Linked DNA regions of Homo sapiens: region 1 is linked to region 2. The links are chromatin loops, found by intact Hi-C in ENCODE. Cell type or tissue: IMR-90. All regions are shown on one strand. Each heading gives the region's core, and the rest is flanking DNA. Links, peaks and the distances in the headings are about the cores only.

Region 1 (8,857 bases), core at 561-8,560, 87 kb after region 2:
CTTAATGGAGAGTACACCCTAGCAGTATTGAACAATGTTATTTGCAAGTAATTTATTGAATATCAGTGCTCTGAGTTGTTTTTTCCCCTTAACATAGTATTCAAGAAGCACTAATAAAATGGAACTAGTCTCTTCCCTTGTATATTCTTGGATTCATTAAGACTCACCAAAGTCATTAAACCACTCTGCTTAAATTGTCACTTACTAGAACAGACAGAGGTGCAAAAAGCCAACACAATTAAATGTGTGAATCCTTTTCCCAGTGGTCCTGGATTTCCCTGGGCATGATCTCTGAGGCTTGGACCCCAAAACCACACTGATGACTATCATTCATTTGCAATTATTGAACATTCACTTTGTGCCAGATTTTATAATAGAGTTTGAAGACTTGGAATGGATGTCTTGAGCCTCATTGACGATACGATCTAGTGGGAAAGACAGAAGTAAGCATAAAATAAATGCTATGATCAGTATAAGGAGAGATAGGAAAGAGTTAATAAACAGTTTGATGATACATAGGTAAGAAAGCTTTGAGAGAAGTCCTGACAAAAATCCAAAGTTCACAAGACTCCCAGAGGTCTGGAGAATATCTTAAAAATCTAATAATGGGATTATTCATCTCCCTTTTGTTTCCTTCCTGGGGAAGATGGGAAAACAAAAGCAAGAAAATAAAGTGATTTTCCAAGGAACACAAAGGAATGCCAGTTAGCACGCCTGACCCATAACATCACATAGCCCTTCGGAAACTTAAAATTCCACCCGCCCTGCTCCTGCTCTCTGACCACCGAGGCCAGCTTCATCTTTCCAGAACCCATTTTTTATGCCATTAACTCAGATAAAATTCAAGCCCTTCTGATTTCACCAGGGCACACAGATCTTTAACCCCCTTCCCAGAATCCAGTGTATTGGGGTTCAAACTCACTGTACTCAAAATCAATATTTTGAACATCTATCATATGCAGCCTAATAAAAATATAACTATATATCAAGCATTGCTAGGCACTTAGGTCGCAGCCTCCTATTTAATCCTTACATCCACTTACCAGGCAGGTCCACTATTATCTCAATTTTACTGATGAGGAAATAGAAACTTGTAGAGCGTTCTGGTTATCTGTTGTTTCATCACAAACCACCCCTAAAACATAATGGCTTAAAACAACAACTTATTATTTCTCATGATTATGTGAGTTGACTGGGGCTCAGCTGGGCAGTTCTTGCTCGAGGTCTCTCACACAGTTGCAGCCAGATGTCAGCTGGGGCTACCATTCATCTGATGGCTGAACTGCGCCAGACATCCAAGATGGCTTCTTCACTCCCATGTCCAGGGGTCCAGGGTACCTCCACATGACCTCTATCTCTGGCAGAAGACTTGGACTTCTTCCATGGCAACTCAGGGCCACAAAAGACCAAGAAAGAAGCTGCTAATCTTCTTGAAAGCTAGATGAAGAACTGGCTTAGCATCACTTCAAATGTACTGTATTGGTCAAAACAGTCTCAGGCCAGCCCAGTTGCAAGAGGAGGGGAAGTAGTTCCCAACCCTTGATAGCAGTATGTAAAAAGATTATGTGACCATCTTTAATCTACCACAGGGAAGACTGGCAACTTACCCAAGGTCACATAACAAATAAGTGCCTGAGCTGGGACTCAAGCCACTTCAGTCTGACTCCAAAGCCCATTAACTAACCTCTCTATTGTTTTCCCAGTGAAGGCACTTCCATTACGCTGCCAGTGTGGGAACAAAAGTAAGTCTACTCAAGACTTCTCCCTGCAAAAGTGTGAGCATAACTGAGGACACAGGCTCCCTTAGGACCTTGGCCCTTCGCTGAATCCCACTGCAGCTGTTGGTCCCTGTCTGTGGGTTCAAGAACCTAAGGCCCCATGCCCTGGGACTCAGAGTTCCTCGATCCTGACACAGAGAGTTCTGGCCTTATAAAATATATCCACAAGTAACCCAGATTTCTTGTCTGAACTCTTAACTATGCCAGGGTTAAGATAGGCAGAAACTCAAAGGGTAACCACAGCATTTTATTATAATGCCAGGTTACACGTCAGGCCAAGCACAGAAATCACCTGAAGGCCTTACCTGAACAACATTGAACATAGAAGTGTGCATAGTTGGGATCTGGGGTCCCTCATAGGGCTCTCCAAGGAACACTATTACACAGAGACTGGTAAGTAGTGATGATCAAACTGGCAGTAGACATAAAGATTTGGTTAGTAGAGAATTGGGGAAATGAAGGGTGAGGTTGCAGGTGTAAGGTTTTTGTATCGGTTTGAACCCCGAGAGCACGCCAACAGACAACACGAGGTGGTGTGGAACAACATGCTGTTTTAATGAGCGCCTGGGTGCAGGCGGGCTGAGGCCTAAAATGACGTCAGCCCCAAGTGAGGACGGGGCAAAGGTTTTATAGTCTTCTGTAAACAGGAAGTGTCCTACTCCGACATAACTGCTATGTTGTACCCAGATGGCCTCTTTCTCCATCTTCAGGGGTCTTCCGGCCAGGATAGCTGTCTTCCGACTGGCTCTCTTCCTGCTTCTGCTATTTTGCTGGTGCACGCTGCTGACATAAGTGGCCTTGCGCCTTGGGACTGGGCCTGAGAAGGGAGGAGTTATTCATCTCCTTAAGCTTTCAGGCCCCGGGGAGAATCTAACAGCAGGGAAACAGAGCCAAGAGAGATTACCTCTGAAAGAAAGGGTGGGGAGTGGGGATGCACAGGGCAATGGAGTAAGTAAGGGTATTGGGGGAATATCATGCCCCATCCCAGAGGGAAGTTCAGGGTCTCCAGGAAGAGTCAGGCAAAGGAAGATTCTGAGTCAGGCTATCCATGAGTGGGGCACACCTTTTCAAGCACGTTGTCTTCCCTCCAGCCTATACCATCACTCCCCATTATCTCTCTGGGACCAGCATCTTGGAAGTACTCCTTTTTGTTAATCATTCATCAGCCAGTCCTGGTCTGTAGGGACGCCATTTCCATCTGTAAGAACGCTCTGGACCATGTTCATTACTAGAAGCGCACAAATTGCTGCATACATTTTCCTTTGCTCGAGGAGGTTGTTTTTATGAGCAGTAGTGAAAACAAAATTCCATTACGTCAAAGTTAATTCCTCTGCAGCACACAGTAGCCCAGCTGCATTCAGTAGCTTACAGGGCTGACGGAAGTGAAACGTCAGTGATGCGTTCACTGTTAGAATCATAGAATGGCCAGTCCTTCCATTTACCTGGGTCTGCCTCATCTGGATGAATCGTAAAATGCTAACTGCCTACGCACTGCTCATCCATCAACTGAAGCAGAGGACCCATTAGGCTATCTCAGCCAGCATATACAGGCCTCCACTTAAGACCAAAGAAATGTGGCCTGAGGACGGCTTGCATAGAGCTAATCAGCTCTGACTCACCTTCCTCTTGCCTGTCCGCCTGTTCTCCCAGGAATTCTATTTGGTCCAGGATCTCACAGCTGCTCCCCACAGGCAAAGGCAGCTGGCATGGTCCCACAGGGCACCGTTATGGCCACAAAGCCCCGCAGCGCAATGGGGGAAGGCAGGTGTGGATTTATTTTGCTGACATGGCTTCCTCTGAGGTAGCATTAGAGAGGAACACTGCCTTTTATTTTCCCCCTTACTCCATGGGAAAGGAGAGAAGGAGGTGTCCCTGGGAAGCTGATGAGAGAGGAAGAGAGTGACAACACAGAGGAGAGAAAGGGCTGCAGGAGAGGGAGCCACAGACACCTTGACTACTTCACAACAAGGGGAAGCTGCTCTTATTATAGAGAATAGGGAGTGACTCAGACAGAGGCTTTCTTTGGGGAGCTGAGAGACTTCAGAAATTAAAGATTGAGGAGGGAGTTCAAAGAGTCTTCCCCTCCCCCATCCCATCATTTTACTCTGTGAATTTATTTTGACAAAATAATTTCAACCCAACCATAGCCATGTCTGATTCTCTTACCACACTCAAGGAGATGCCAGTGTCCCCCATTTTATTATACCGCTGGAGTAAAGAATGCTAATGAGATTTGTTAAAGAAGAATGGCTTAGATCCATCAAACAAAAAACAACCGTAAGGAAAGGCATATTGCATACTTGTTCCAGACCATCCTGACTGGCTGCTGATGCTGGATGAGGTCACTAGATCATTTCTTGCCTCCGCTTTCTCTTTTCTTCATCAGCTTGGGCAAAGTTACCATTCAATAACTATCTGGGGCCTCTAAGCCTAGTGAGACAAAGAACTGGGGAAGGTAAGGATGATGACTGAGAGGTTCCTGCATAGCCTTGAGAAACTTAGGTAGGGAAAATTCAGTTGTCAAAAGTCAGATAAATAGTTTTGGGGGTACTAAGATCATTTGAAACCTACCACCCAGGCTGTCTACGGTCACTCGTTGCAATATTAAAAAGCAATTGAAAGTGAATCACTGAAAGTGATCCGAGCTCTGAAATCTAATAAGGAAAAAGGAATGTTTCCCAGAAGTTGTGGCATTTGGGGAGTTGTTTGGGTTCTTTGCAATGTTAGGGTTTGAGGTGGATTTTTCATGCCTGAATCACACTCCTCACCCTGACGCTCTGAAGTTCTCAGCAGGAGGAGAATACTCATAAGGAGCAACAGCTCAGTGGGGAACAAAATCAAGTTTTAGTCAGGACTGTGAAAGAGCCTAAAAGCCCCACAGGCAAAACTTCTTGGGCAAAAAACAACTGGAGCACATGGCTCAAGAAGACCTAAGTGGGGCCACCCACCTCTTCCCAATGTAGAGCTTGACTCCCTGTGTTTCAGCATGCACTCCAGGAGCCAGAAATGTGGCATAATTTCATAAAAGACTGGGATCTACTCAAAAAGGGCTAGCCAGTACGTCTCAAGAGACCCAACCAATACACTGCACATTAAGCCTTCCTTGGCGGGGGGTTGGGGCAGGTGCAGAGCTAAGAGAGGGATGAAGAGAGTGTTCAAGAGCTTGTCAGCACTTCCCCCAAGTAAGGACAGGGCTGGGTGTGTTGTCCTCTACTAAGACATGTTGAAACATGCGGAGAAAACAAAAAAGTCATATAAATAAGAAATTTCCAGAAAATCTTTATAGCCAATGATTGCTTTAGTCAGAAGTTTCTTTCTGAAAAGAGCTAGGCATAAGGGGGAGATTTAAGCTAAGCATGAGATTCCTTCCCAATTCCACAGAAAACCACTTAGGCTCAAGGTAGGGCAATAATCCACAAGTACAGGGAACAAAGCACAGCTAGCTGGGATCTCCTGCCATCTCAGGGCCTATGAAGACTTCCAGGAAATGCTATAATATAATTGTTCAGGAAAAGGCTGTGTCTAGATCATTTAGCAGTTGGACACTAATCGTCAGGGCTTAAATAGATTATCACAGCATCAGTGGTGACAAGCAGATGTTTAATGCACCCATAGTCCACATGTGGTTGGAGGAGAACCTTCAACCATGGTTCGGTGCTTCATGCCACTGACTCAGAAGAATTTGATGCCAAGAAAAGATACTGACTGCCCTGAAAATACTCAAGGGCTTGGCTCATTGACCAGCTGCCTGCGAAGGGGATGTCCTTGGACAGCATGCTATGCCCCTCTGTGTTATGGCTATAACAGAAATAAGGAACAGTTGAATGACACAAAGTCTGACATCTACCACTTTTCTCCTTGTGCATTTGTGAACCCGGAAAAGCCATGGAATGTATAACAAAAGCAGATTCCTCACAAGTGCTGGAGGGCAACATGGAGGAATGCTACAACGTCCTGGGAAATTTTTTTTGAGGAGGACAACTAAATGATAGACAGTTGACAAAACTCAGGAAGAGGCAAGGAGATAGAGAGAGAATGAAACCCCTTTGACCTGAAGGCTCCTTCCTCACTTCAAGCTTTCAAAGCATCTCAAGTCCATTTTGAGGGGCAAGAGGAGGCAAGGGGGAAGAGGAGGTGGAGCAGGCAAGATCTCACACCCTGCTTCAATCACAGCCATTCAATTTAAGTTTTGTATATGGGAATTTATGTCAGATTTAATTTGGCAAAAGGAAGAAGTGTTTTGAACACCATTGTTCTAGAAAAAAATAAATAATAGAAATTCCTAATATAACATGAAACAAAACTCTTGGCCTCCAATGTACCCAATTATATAAATTGACTCAAGCATAACTGGAATTAGAACTGCTAGCTTCTGTCTAATTTGCCCTCTCCTCTCCTTCCCACAGTTCAACAATCCCAAGATCCTGTGGTGAAAGGGAAAGAGCCCTGGCCTCAGACATGAGATGTGATGTAGAGATTGCTTCTTTTGTTTACTAGTGATGTAACCTGTGCTAATCACTCACCTTCCCTGAGCCTCCATTTTCTTGACTGTAAAAAGACATCCTTCTTCTTACCTCACAGGATTGTGGTAAAAGAACTCTTTCCTCTGAAGGAGCATTATGCAAATCTGTTTGCAACTTTTGAGTATCTTGTAATACCTATGCATTTCCACTTGTCAACAGATTCTAGTACATATCTCAGTCAATGAAACACTTATTCAAATTGACTGAAACTTCTGCCACCTGCAGATAGGCATGAGTGAGTGAATGATCTACACTTCCAAGTTTCAATAAGTATCAGGGAAGTCATAGGATAAAGAATATGGGAATTCCAGTGAGAACATAATGGGCCCTGTCAACTCCTCAGTGGCTTCCATTGGCCCTATGGGTGGTCCAAAGACTACATCAGTCAGAATTAAAAAGGGAGCCCCTACAGCAGCCCTCTGAGGGGGGCAGGCCAGGAGACCCACTCTTCCATGAATTCCAGGAGCAGCAGCCACACTGCTATGCTCCTGCCTCCTCCTGTCACTCTGCTCCAGTTACATGCCCCAGAGTCACTGTAGGGCCACAGAAGGTTGCTGCACCCTGTCCTTTCAGGCTCACTATCCCATGCCTTGACAGACAAGATGACGTGGATGGAAGGCAGGCCAGCCCGGTGACCATAAGGCTCAAGAAGGAAAACAGATGAATGATTTCAGTAGGATTCAAAAGGAGAAAAAAACCCTCTGTGTTGCTTCTGTTTTTTCACAGAAGAAAGAAGTCCATTCATAGTTCTTATATATGCAAACAAAGACTGCAAGTGATCTTCTGGATTCGCAGACTGCAGCAATGCCCCATTCAAGCCTCTCAGCCATTCCTCAAGCACCAGAAACCCCAGCACGAGGTTATCAAACCTTCTTATTCGTGAGCACTCCTGATTGCTCTACAGCAGCTACAGATGTAATCCCGAAAATGCCTCCAAATGCTGCAAACAAACAGTCTGTTTTTAACTGTAATGCAAGGTGTTACCTTAAAAGGGAGAAGTGCATGTGGCACTTTTAAATGCTATGCCTCAAGCAACTGTGTGACTTATAAATCACTGTCCTTATCTTAATTAATGACAATGAGAAGTAAACATGCTCACAGAAAGAACCAGTCTCTAGATGGTAAAACTGGAACCAGATCACTGAACAGCAAGTGGGATAACAGTAAAGTCAAAAAACAACAGGCTGCTCAGGAGAGTGCTCTGTTGTCCCTTGCATAAAAAGCAGGCTTGACTACAGAAATGATTACATGGAAATTTTAAAAGGAATCAGAATGTATTCATAATTATACTTGACCTTTAAATATTGCCTCGCCATTTTCAAAGCCCTTTCACATGCATCATGAAACCTGATGTTCACAAAACCCCTGGGAACAGGGAACACAGACATGGTTCCCATTTGACAGATGGGCAAACTAAAGCCTGAAGAGGTTATGTAACTTGCCTGGGGTCACACACCTGGTAAGTGACAGAGCTGGGCCTTAAACCTAGGTATCCAGGCTTCAATTTCAGTGCTTCCGTTACATAAAACCTGCTGCTCTGAAAGCTCAGTAAAACTAAATAAATATCTTAGAAGAATGATTAGGTTGTCAGACTTCTCAAAATTACATACCAAAAACAAACTGGCTCGAGTTGAAGGTCAAGAAGTGTAGAGCCATGATGACAGAAGGCATCCTTTTAACATCTCTATGTTGCAAATCTACAGACTCCCATTCTCACTCACCTGTTTTTCCAGTAAACACACTGAGGCATAGAGATGCTAAAGGATGGGCTTAATATCATTTATAAGGCCCAAGATAAGAAAATTTCAAGGTCTTGCCACTGCCAGTTTTGGTGCAAATTAACAGCATCACTGAGTAGCCAATAGATGCTGGGCCCTAGGGAATAAGGGGGGCGATGGCACACAAATTAAACAGAAAATGCACCCGTCCTGGGCAAGCCAGCTGAAACAGCTCTCCCAAAGCAAACAAGATATGCTAATAGAGTCAAGGTCATCTTCACTTTCCTCTAAGGAAAATGGGAACTTCTCTGGGAGCTCTATTCCTGGAAGGTCTACTTGTCATTGGCTGTTGCTCTATTTCTTATGAGTCATCAGTCTTTTTAGCCTGATTTTATTTAATTCACTTTGCAGTTTCTTCAATGGATGAAAGGATTCATTTTAAAAGTCTCTGCACCAATTTTAAGAGCTGCTAGCTTCCAAGTCTGTGCAAGCTACCCACCATGTTGGGCAGTTTTGTGTGTAGGTGTGTGTGTTTTGTGTCTTTGCGTGGAGGCACAGTACCATTAAAATATTCACCCTCATAGAAGGAGGCAGACCCCCTGAAACCCAAGTGAGAAACACGGCCTTTACAATTTGTTATTCAACTTATTATTTCAGCATAGAAGAAAACCAGGGCACAAGTTCTGCAAATGCCAGGCTCATTAATGAAATGGGTTTTACACCCAAGAGCTGAATGGGCTATCTAGGCCCTGAGATAGTACATTTTGTGGCAATAATACTTTAACAGATAATGAATCAGCAAATTGCACTGGTGGCTTATTTCATTTACTTTGGATAG
Region 2 (8,857 bases), core at 245-8,244:
CTGCATAGTATTCCATGGTGTATATGTGACACATTTTCTTAATCCAGTCTATCATTGTTGGACGCTTGGGTGGATTCCAAGTCTTTGCTATTGTGAATAATGCCGCAATAAACATACATGTGCATGTGTCTTTATAGCAGCATGATTTATAGTCCTTTGGGTATATACCCAGTAATGGGATGGCTGGGTCAAATGGTATTTCTAGTTCTAGATCCCTGAGGAATTGCCACACTGACTTCCACAATGGTTGAACTAGTTTACAGTCCCAGCAACAGTGTAAAAGTGTTCCTATTTCTCCACATCCTCTCCAGCACCTGTTGTTTCCTGACTTTTTAATGATTGCCATTCTAACTGGTGTCAGATGGTATCTCATTGTGGTTTTGATTTGCATTTCTCTGATGGCCAGTGATGCTGAGCATTTCTTCATGTGTTTTTTGGCTGCATAAATGTCTTCTTTTGAGAGGTGTCGAACAGACACTTTTCTAAAGAAGACATACATGCAGCCAACAAGCATACGAAAAGAAGCTCAACATCAATGATCATTAGAGAAACGCAAATCAAAACCCACAATGAAATGCCATCTCACACCAGTCAGAATGGCTAATATTAAAAAATAAAAAAATAACAGATGCTGGTGAAGTTGTGGAGAAAAGGGAACACCTATACACTGTTAGTGGGAGTGTAAATTAGTTCAACCATTGTAGAAGACAGTGTGGCCATTCCTCAAAGATCTACAGACAGAAATAACATTCAACCCAGAAATCCCATTACTAGGTACATACCCAGAGGAATATAAATTGTTATATTATAAAGGCACATGTATGCAATGAACTTCCAGCACTATTCAAAATAGCAAACACATGGAATCAACCTAAATGCCCATCAATGACAGATTGGATAAAGAAAATGTGGTACATATACACCATGGAATACTGTGCAGCCATAAAAAGGAATAAGATAATGTCTTTTGTGGGAACATAGATGGAGCTAGAAGCCATTATCCTTATAAACTAAAGCAGGAACAGAAAATCAAATACCTCGTGTTCTCACTTATAAGTGAGAGCTAAATGAAGAGAACTCAAGGACACAAAGAAAGCAACTGGAGCCTACTTGAAGACAGAGGGTGGGAGAAGTGGGAGGAGGAGAAACAATAATTACTGGATACTAAGCTTAGTACGTGGGTGACAAAATAATCTGTACAACAAACCCCCATAACATGAGGTTACCTATATAACAAACCTGCACATGTATCCTCAAACCTAAAATAAAAAATAAAAATAAAAATAACCTGTCCACATTTTAATAAAAGCTATTACATAATGAGTTTATACCTACTTTTTTGTTCTTTCCCTTTTTTGTAATACTTTAATAAAAATAATCTGAATCAGCACTGGTCTTTTAGAGAAATTTTTCTTTCAGAGGCAGTGGTTTAGCTCATTCAATTAATTATGAATTTACCTAGTTTTATGCACTCGAGCCCACAATTCCCATCTCTACATTCCTAGAGGATGCAATGGAAGATCTCATCACATTTATTGCTAAAATTCTGATTGATTATATCTATAGAATTCCTTTCTTAAAAAATATTTTATTTCCATAGGTTTTTGGGGAGCAGGTGGTATTTGGTTATAAGAGTAAGTTCTTTAGTGGTGATTTGTGAACAAATACATACTATTAGATGGAGATACATGTGGCATAGACATAGCCATAGGTATAGATACAGGTATAGGTATATGTACAGGCTCAAGTATAGGTGCATAGATAACGGATAACACTAGTCAGCCTTGACTTGCTCATAAGTGAATCCATGCTGGCTTCTGATGATCATCCCTTTCCTTTCTTGGTATTAGTGGCAAGAAACCCACACAAGTCAATGTCAACTTATGGATTTCTAGTTTGTGAATCTTCCATCTTTAAATTCCATTTTCCTCTATTGAATCTGGCACTGTATTGTCCTACATCTATTCTCCTAGCACCTCTCTTGTCAAAGTGTGAATTATATGTCCCACAAGCCCTCTCTCATCCCAGAAAAACAATTATAAAGTTAATGCTGGGCAACAAAATGCTATTTTTTATTTTAGATGATTCTCAAGAATAAATGAGATTATTAGAAAAAGATTATCCTAGTACACTAGCCACAGAACCCATCTCCACTCAGCAGCAAATAAAATCACAGCATAGTTCTAAGATATTTAATTACCCTATAGATAATGCTATGATAGTCTGACAAATAACATTTAATGCTATGTAAAGTGTTTGAAAACTTCCAAAGAGAAAGTTCTTCCTCCTCCCCAGTTCCAGGCCTATACAAATAATTTAGGAAAGACTTCTTCCTATGAAAAACAGATTTTCTAAAGTCTAAGTGTCTAAACTTTCTAAAAATAAATATGTAAATAAATGTGTGTCCCCTAATTCCTATGATGTGAATGCTTTCTGTACTGGACCAGATCTCATTCCCCATCATAGTGGAGATTTCTGGAGAAATATGTCTCCAATCCCTTTAGGACTTAAGAAACTGATTTTGAGTGTTAAAATTGTTACTGTTAGAAATGGAAAAAATTATAAGTGGTCCTTTTCATGGAGTAAGGAAAATGTAAGATATCTTCTCATTAGGAATTAAGCTTCTTTTTCCAATTGCCCTCTAGGAAGTTCTGTCAACAAACTTGAAATACACACTGCTTTGCAGATGGCGTCACACTTGAGGTTTGTTCCTCATGCTCATTATTAAATGTAGTGAAACATTCCTTTGACTCTACATCAGACACTAACTGAGGATACAAGGCCTGGGAGAATATAAATATTTGCACATAAAAAAGAATTATGACTTGATTTGCTGCTCTTTCACCCAGATGTTTGCATTGCTGGTATTTTTTATCACTCTACTGCAGAATGATCTTCAAAATGATAAAAGCTCCCAAAATGCCTTATCTTCTTTTTCCCATAATGATTTTTAAAAAAACACTCGGGGCTGATGAAATATCAAGACATATGTCTTTTTAACTAGCTAAACCCAAGGAGATTTTGATATCCCGTATCCAACAGTATAATCTCCCCTCCCAAGAAGGTAGAGCCAGGCCAGGCGGGCCCATGGCCAAGCAGGTCAAGGTTGGGCTTTGGTCTGAGTAGACAGATTAATGTCCTAAAAAGAAGGAAGTGGAAAAAAACAGTGAGGTAGTGCAAATGACATCCAAATAAAATGCTAGTGGTCAGCACTAGTGAAGCAAAATCCATGGTCAAGACTAAAGACAAACTCAGGAAGTCATAAGCCAGGGACACAGGAGGATGGAGCTGGAGAGGGGGAACACAGGCAGGAAGGGAGCAATCTATCCCAGAACATCTACTGTGAGTGATGTTCTCAGGAGCTGGTCTCACATTATGAGGTGGGTTATATAGACGGGTTTGCAGATGTAAACTTAGGACACACCCTGAGGTTTGCTAGAATAGGAAAGGCCCCAATATTTGCACACTAGAATCAGAAGACTAGGCAAGAGAAGTTCTCATATTTTTTTCCAACTGAAGATTCTAAAAGATGTTTCATTGACAACACAGGATTCACTGGAATTGAGGGAAATCTCTACCTTTCTCTTTCAAATGGCAAGGATTTATGTTTAAAAACAAAACAAAAACATTGTTTTCTGGGTTTGTGACCCACCTCCACCCCCAACCTCCATTAGGCACCTTCCTTCTGACAACAGCCTCCTCAATTCTAGTTCTAAATCCTGAGATGCCCCACTCAATGTGCCCCATAACTGGCCTTTTATCTTGAAGTTTCTAGAACCAGAGCTCAGATTTACCCTTGGAAGTTTTCTTTCCTGGGGACAAAATCCCTAACCCTGAGCCCCATAGGGTGTCTGGAGCTTCAGACCTGTAAATTGATCTCCCAGGCACCAAACTCACCTGGCTCAGATTTTGTGAGATAATCACCACAAAGACCCATTAAATTCTCTGATCACTTAAGTGGACAAGCACCTGCCTTGGGTCCTTGGTCTATCATGGCTACAGCCCTTAGACACCAGTAGCTGGAGCCATTGCTTTGCTCTCAGCCAGACACTCCAACCTGCAACCTATCCCTACCACTTGGACTCAATGGCACAACTACAAGACCAGTCAGTGATTCATCCTTCCCTCAAGAGAAAAGCAGCAAGCCAAATAAACCATATTGCATTTGTTCCCAAATGTAGACATCAGCAGTTGCCTTTATCCAAACTTTGCATGTGAGATTCTATGAGGCAATTATGCAGGAACAAAGATCAAGGCTTGAAGAATAATAGAGATGGGATCAATGATAGCATTGGTATATTCCTCCAACTATTTGACACTATTGATTATAAGAATGTCCCTATATTTCAGAGATGTTAAAATATGGAGATTTGTCATGTTTTGCAGGCTAGTACACAACTTCTATTGTGACCTTCTAGAATTCATTCCACTTCTTTTTCTAAGTCCAGGCACTGCTACTTACCAAGCCAGTTCCTGTTCCCTTTACCTGACCCTCTGGATCTTTATAAAGGCCTTAGGACTCTGATCTCATTTGCCTCTCAGTCTCAAATCCCCACATAAAGGGGACCTATCTTGCAAATGGAGAACACTGTTGTTCATCTCTTCCTCTCCTAGCCCTAGATCAACTGCTTTCTTTTCCTTTAAGGTAGTCATCCCACCACCTTGGGACATCCCACCACAAACTTTTGACAGTTTCCTCAAGATCCCATCCAGAGCCCTGGGAATTTGGTTACCCACATCTGGACAGTTGTTAAGCCTCAACATTACGGATTCCTTTCAAGATTTAACGCATACAACCATGCTTCTCCTTGAACTGCCCTTCTCTTTATTCTGAAGAGACATGTAATCATACCAGGCATTGCCTAATGTGCAGCAAGTCAATACACCAAGATATTGGTTTGCAGCAGAGAAAGTTTTAATCATAAGGCTGCCAAATGAAGAGATGGGAGGAAACCTCAAATCCATCTCCGTGGAGAGCTTGGGTCTAGGTGTTTTAAGGAATTTGGACAGGTAGTAGGCCAAGGTGTTGACTGGTTGAAGAATGAAGGGTGAAGTCACGGGACAGAGAGGTAAAGAAATAGCATTCTCATGCTGACTTGGTTTCTTGATGGGAACCAAGGACTAGTTGGCATCAGCTGTTCTGAAAAACATCTCAAATGGGAAGTCTTGTGCCCCTGATGTTAAAGATGCTATTTATAGGAAAAATGAGGAAGTTAGAGTTTATGTCCTGGCCTACATGGTCCCTAAGCAGCTACAGGGAAGTTAGTCAAAGGATAATCTGATTAACATTTATCTGTACTTTTGTCTAATGCCTGCATATAATTCTTATTAATGCTATGGGAACAGTTTCATGTATATTTCCTAAGATAGAAATGTTGCTCTCAGGATCTGGCATTCTTATCCTACTTACAAGCTAACAAGTTAACCTGTTACTATTTCCCGGATGCTGACAGAAGATATGAGATTTCTAGATCTGTCATAAATGACATTATTACTCACAGCTTGTCCAGCAGCATGAGTTTATGTTTATGTCAGGTCCCTTTGTCTCCTCCTCATCTAATTCCTGCAGGGGCAACTTGAAGCAGCCCTAGCGAATGCTGCACACGTAATGGGTTTGCATCACAGTGGAGGAGCTCTGAGTTTGGGGACTCCACCTCCACTATAGCAAGCCTGCTCTTTGTTCCAAAGAGTCATTACCTCATTCCTCAAGGTTGCTCGCTGCAAACATGACCCTGAGCAATGACCCAGGCAAAGAGTGATCAAGGCCTGCATTCTTGAAAAATGCAGCAAGGATGTGCAGGGACACTCAGAGCTCATAAAGGATTGCCTCTCCCAACAGTTGCTACAAGGTTTTGGCAAAAGGCCTAGGTCATATGGTCTAAACTATAAGGTAATATTGGGTTCAGATGCAGGGAAGAAATCAGGGCTTTTAAAAAAAATCTTTATCCATACAAACCATGCAACTCCTAATGAAAAGGGCTAAAATAATTTTTGATAATATATGGGGAAAATGTTTTATAATAAAATAAATTTAATATAATTTTGTACTTTTAAAAAATAATTATTCAAGGTTTTGATACTTAATTTCCTTCCTCATTTCAAGGACCTCTCAGATGCTTCTTTCACCAACTTGCTTCAATATAATCAATATCCTGGATTTATGTACAGCTTCCTCATTTCACCTGGGATCAAAGTTCCTTTATCCTTATCTCTTCTTATGAGAAAAAATACTTGCCCTTATAGACACACTCTTCATCAGAGGAAAATCTCCAGTTTGTCCTTTCATGCTGCAGCTATCCACTCTGGCTCTATTTCCCATATTTGGCAGAAAGAAAAGATCGTAGCCACACAGACCATCTCTGTACTGAGGATTATTAGCAAGCTCATTTCTCATCTTCATTTGCTTCTTCTTTTTTTCAGTCATAATAAAAAACTACCATTCACTGAGTGTCATTTCTGGGTCAAGCAGAGTGTTCTGAGTTATTTACATGTATTGTCTCATTTATTCCTCACAACAACATATTATATTTATAGAGGTGCTTTATCATACCCATTTTATAGATGGAGAAACTGAGTTACAGAGGAGTTCGATACCTTGTCCAAGTCAGGCAGTAAGTAAGTGTTGTAAGTAGATTTCAAACCCAGATAAGTGAATGAAACCATGATGAATGAATTAGGAGAGAATCTCAGGGCCAGAAGAGTGGGCCTTGTTGCTGCTCTACTCATGAGTCCTCAGACACATTTGGCATTTTCACGGATCCGAGCTCCTGCTATTTCCCCACTCCCAACAGCCAGCATTTAAATCTCCTTTTCAAAGAACTTGCCCTCAGGCTGCTGTTACCTCTTTTGCCTAGGTGCAGAGAGCCAGAAGTGCCTAGAAATTTACGTTCCCACAGGGACAGCCCTAAGCCAACATCTGTGGTGCAGCAATATAAATGTTTTTGCTCCCTTACACTAATGAGGATCACTCTGAAATACGACCGCCACTGTTTTTGGAACTCCCCTGCAGTAGTGAGACAAAATTATCTTTTGTGCAACTTTGATACCATGTTTTGGGAGCCCCCAGCGAAAGTGGGGTTCCGGTACCAGAGTAGCTGGCAATCCTGCCCCAGTGAGACATGAAGGGGAGTTAGGCATGGGTATTTACAGTGTCCCTTTCATGGGATACTTCTTTTACCTGGTGGAGGACCTAATACCCAGTTGTCTGACCCATGACCAAGGGTCCCTCACATAGGAGACTTGTTTATACTGGAAAACACCCTTGTGGTCAGGTCTGACCCATGTCCAACTTATGCCTGCTTGAGTATCGTTCTGGTGCAAGGAGTCCAACTTTGTGTTCTCCTGGGGCATCCTGGGGCAAACCTAGCCTAGAGTAGCTCCTGGTTCTTCAGAAGGAAGACTCAAATTCAATACACTACCACAATAGGAAATAAGTTCAAAGACTTATTACTTACAAATCCTAGGCAGGGAGGGCACAATGAGTTGGGAGGCAGTCCCCCTGCCCCCGGTCACACAAGGCAGGAATAAAGAATCAGGCAGAGAGACTGAGAGTGTGGAAACTAGCAGTATATGTAAGGGAACAGGGTGCAGGTCACTTTAAGTTCAAGGGTAAATGCCTGAATGGTCTATTTAAAGGAAGCAGCAAGAAAAGCAGAGAATCCAGTCTGCTAGGCAAAACAGATGCCTCTAAGTTCCCATCTTCGGCCACCGGTGTGAGTCATTGGGGTGTGGTGTTCTACTTCTAATGCCTAGGGGGAAACCTTACTGCGTTGTTCCTGTTGCACTATATCCTCATTCGGTATCTTTCTTCCAAGTTCCACTTCTCCACTCCCTACCAGACTTTCTTTGAAGCATTTCCTAATAAATCATTTTCAATAAATTCTCAGTTTAGCCTCTGCTTTTGGAAACCCAACCTAAGATAGCTGGTTCCATGCTTGGTCCTAAAAAGCAGACTCTCAGGATAGGATTTTAGAACTGGATCACTCACTAGACAAATGCTAACAAGAGACCCACTGTTATGGGGAAATAGAGTGTAGACATCCACTAGCATGCTGCCCCAATTGCTAAGACTTTTATTTGTAGTGAATTTGGATAGGATACAGATGGAAGGGGATGCACTGGCATGCGTGATACCTATATTAGTTGAAATGTATGGGAGATTTGGTAAAAGACCGTGGAGTTGGGTTACTGCCACTTACAATCGATGAACTGAAAAAAATATATGCAATTAGTAATTCGGGGGAAAATGCAAGAGCTAGAATATCTTTATGGCAGTGTTTAAAGATATCTTTATCCACTGCAGCCAGACAGTAGACTATGCTTAAAATCAGGCACAGGCCTTGTTAGAAGAGTAGCAGAGCCACAACAATGGGTGAATTTGAAGCCTGAAAGTACCTTACAGAAGGCCAGATATGTTGACAGCCACATAATCTGGATGCAGAATCTGAACTGACACTAAAAACAGGCCCTGTTAGAGAGGAGACATATAGACATCAAGAGATAAATGCAGTCCTGGACCAAGTCTAGCTTACAATGTGTTAATGGGTCCACAAGGTGTTCATTTCCATTGTCCCAGAGTATATAACTGACATTGACATATTTTACATCTGGCAGAACTCTTATACTGGTTACTTGACCTGCAGAGTAAATGCAATCATGGTAGGAAAGGTCAAGAGGAAGCCTTTAAAAATGCCTCCTTTCCTGGCCAAAATAGTAATGCAGAAAAAATACTGTATCCCAGGTAGAATAACAGTGATTAATACTACACTCAACACCTAAAGGATTGGTTACTCTAGCAAACAACATTTAATTCACCAGTCGAGCCCTTGCAAAAAAAAAAAAAAATGTGGATTCTGGT

What was found. Hi-C counts contacts between places; a loop is a spot of excess contacts. Peaks named below come from ENCODE experiments on the same cell type or tissue, not always from the same donor. Only the 100,000 strongest peaks of a DNase experiment are listed, where the experiment ranks them.
Region 1: a loop joins it to region 2, with 6 times the contacts of the local background. A loop is called at or near these places in 2 of 110 quality-filtered maps.

The regions. Positions count from the first base shown.
Region 1 is chr1:222,366,987-222,375,843 of GRCh38, forward strand. No RefSeq gene overlaps it. Among named protein-coding and RNA genes, the nearest start is that of TRT-TGT2-1, 94 kb to the right of the region's middle. In IMR-90, for the core only: no CTCF peak of the experiment used is centred there; DNase peaks (open chromatin) are centred at 3,335 and 4,525; H3K4me3 peaks cover 346 bases; H3K27ac peaks cover 3,389 bases.
Region 2 is chr1:222,280,549-222,289,405 of GRCh38, forward strand. No RefSeq gene overlaps it. Among named protein-coding and RNA genes, the nearest start is that of TRT-TGT2-1, 180 kb to the right of the region's middle. In IMR-90, for the core only: CTCF peaks have their summits at 2,810, 4,047 and 7,763; DNase peaks (open chromatin) are centred at 2,743 and 4,113; H3K27ac peaks cover 1,830 bases.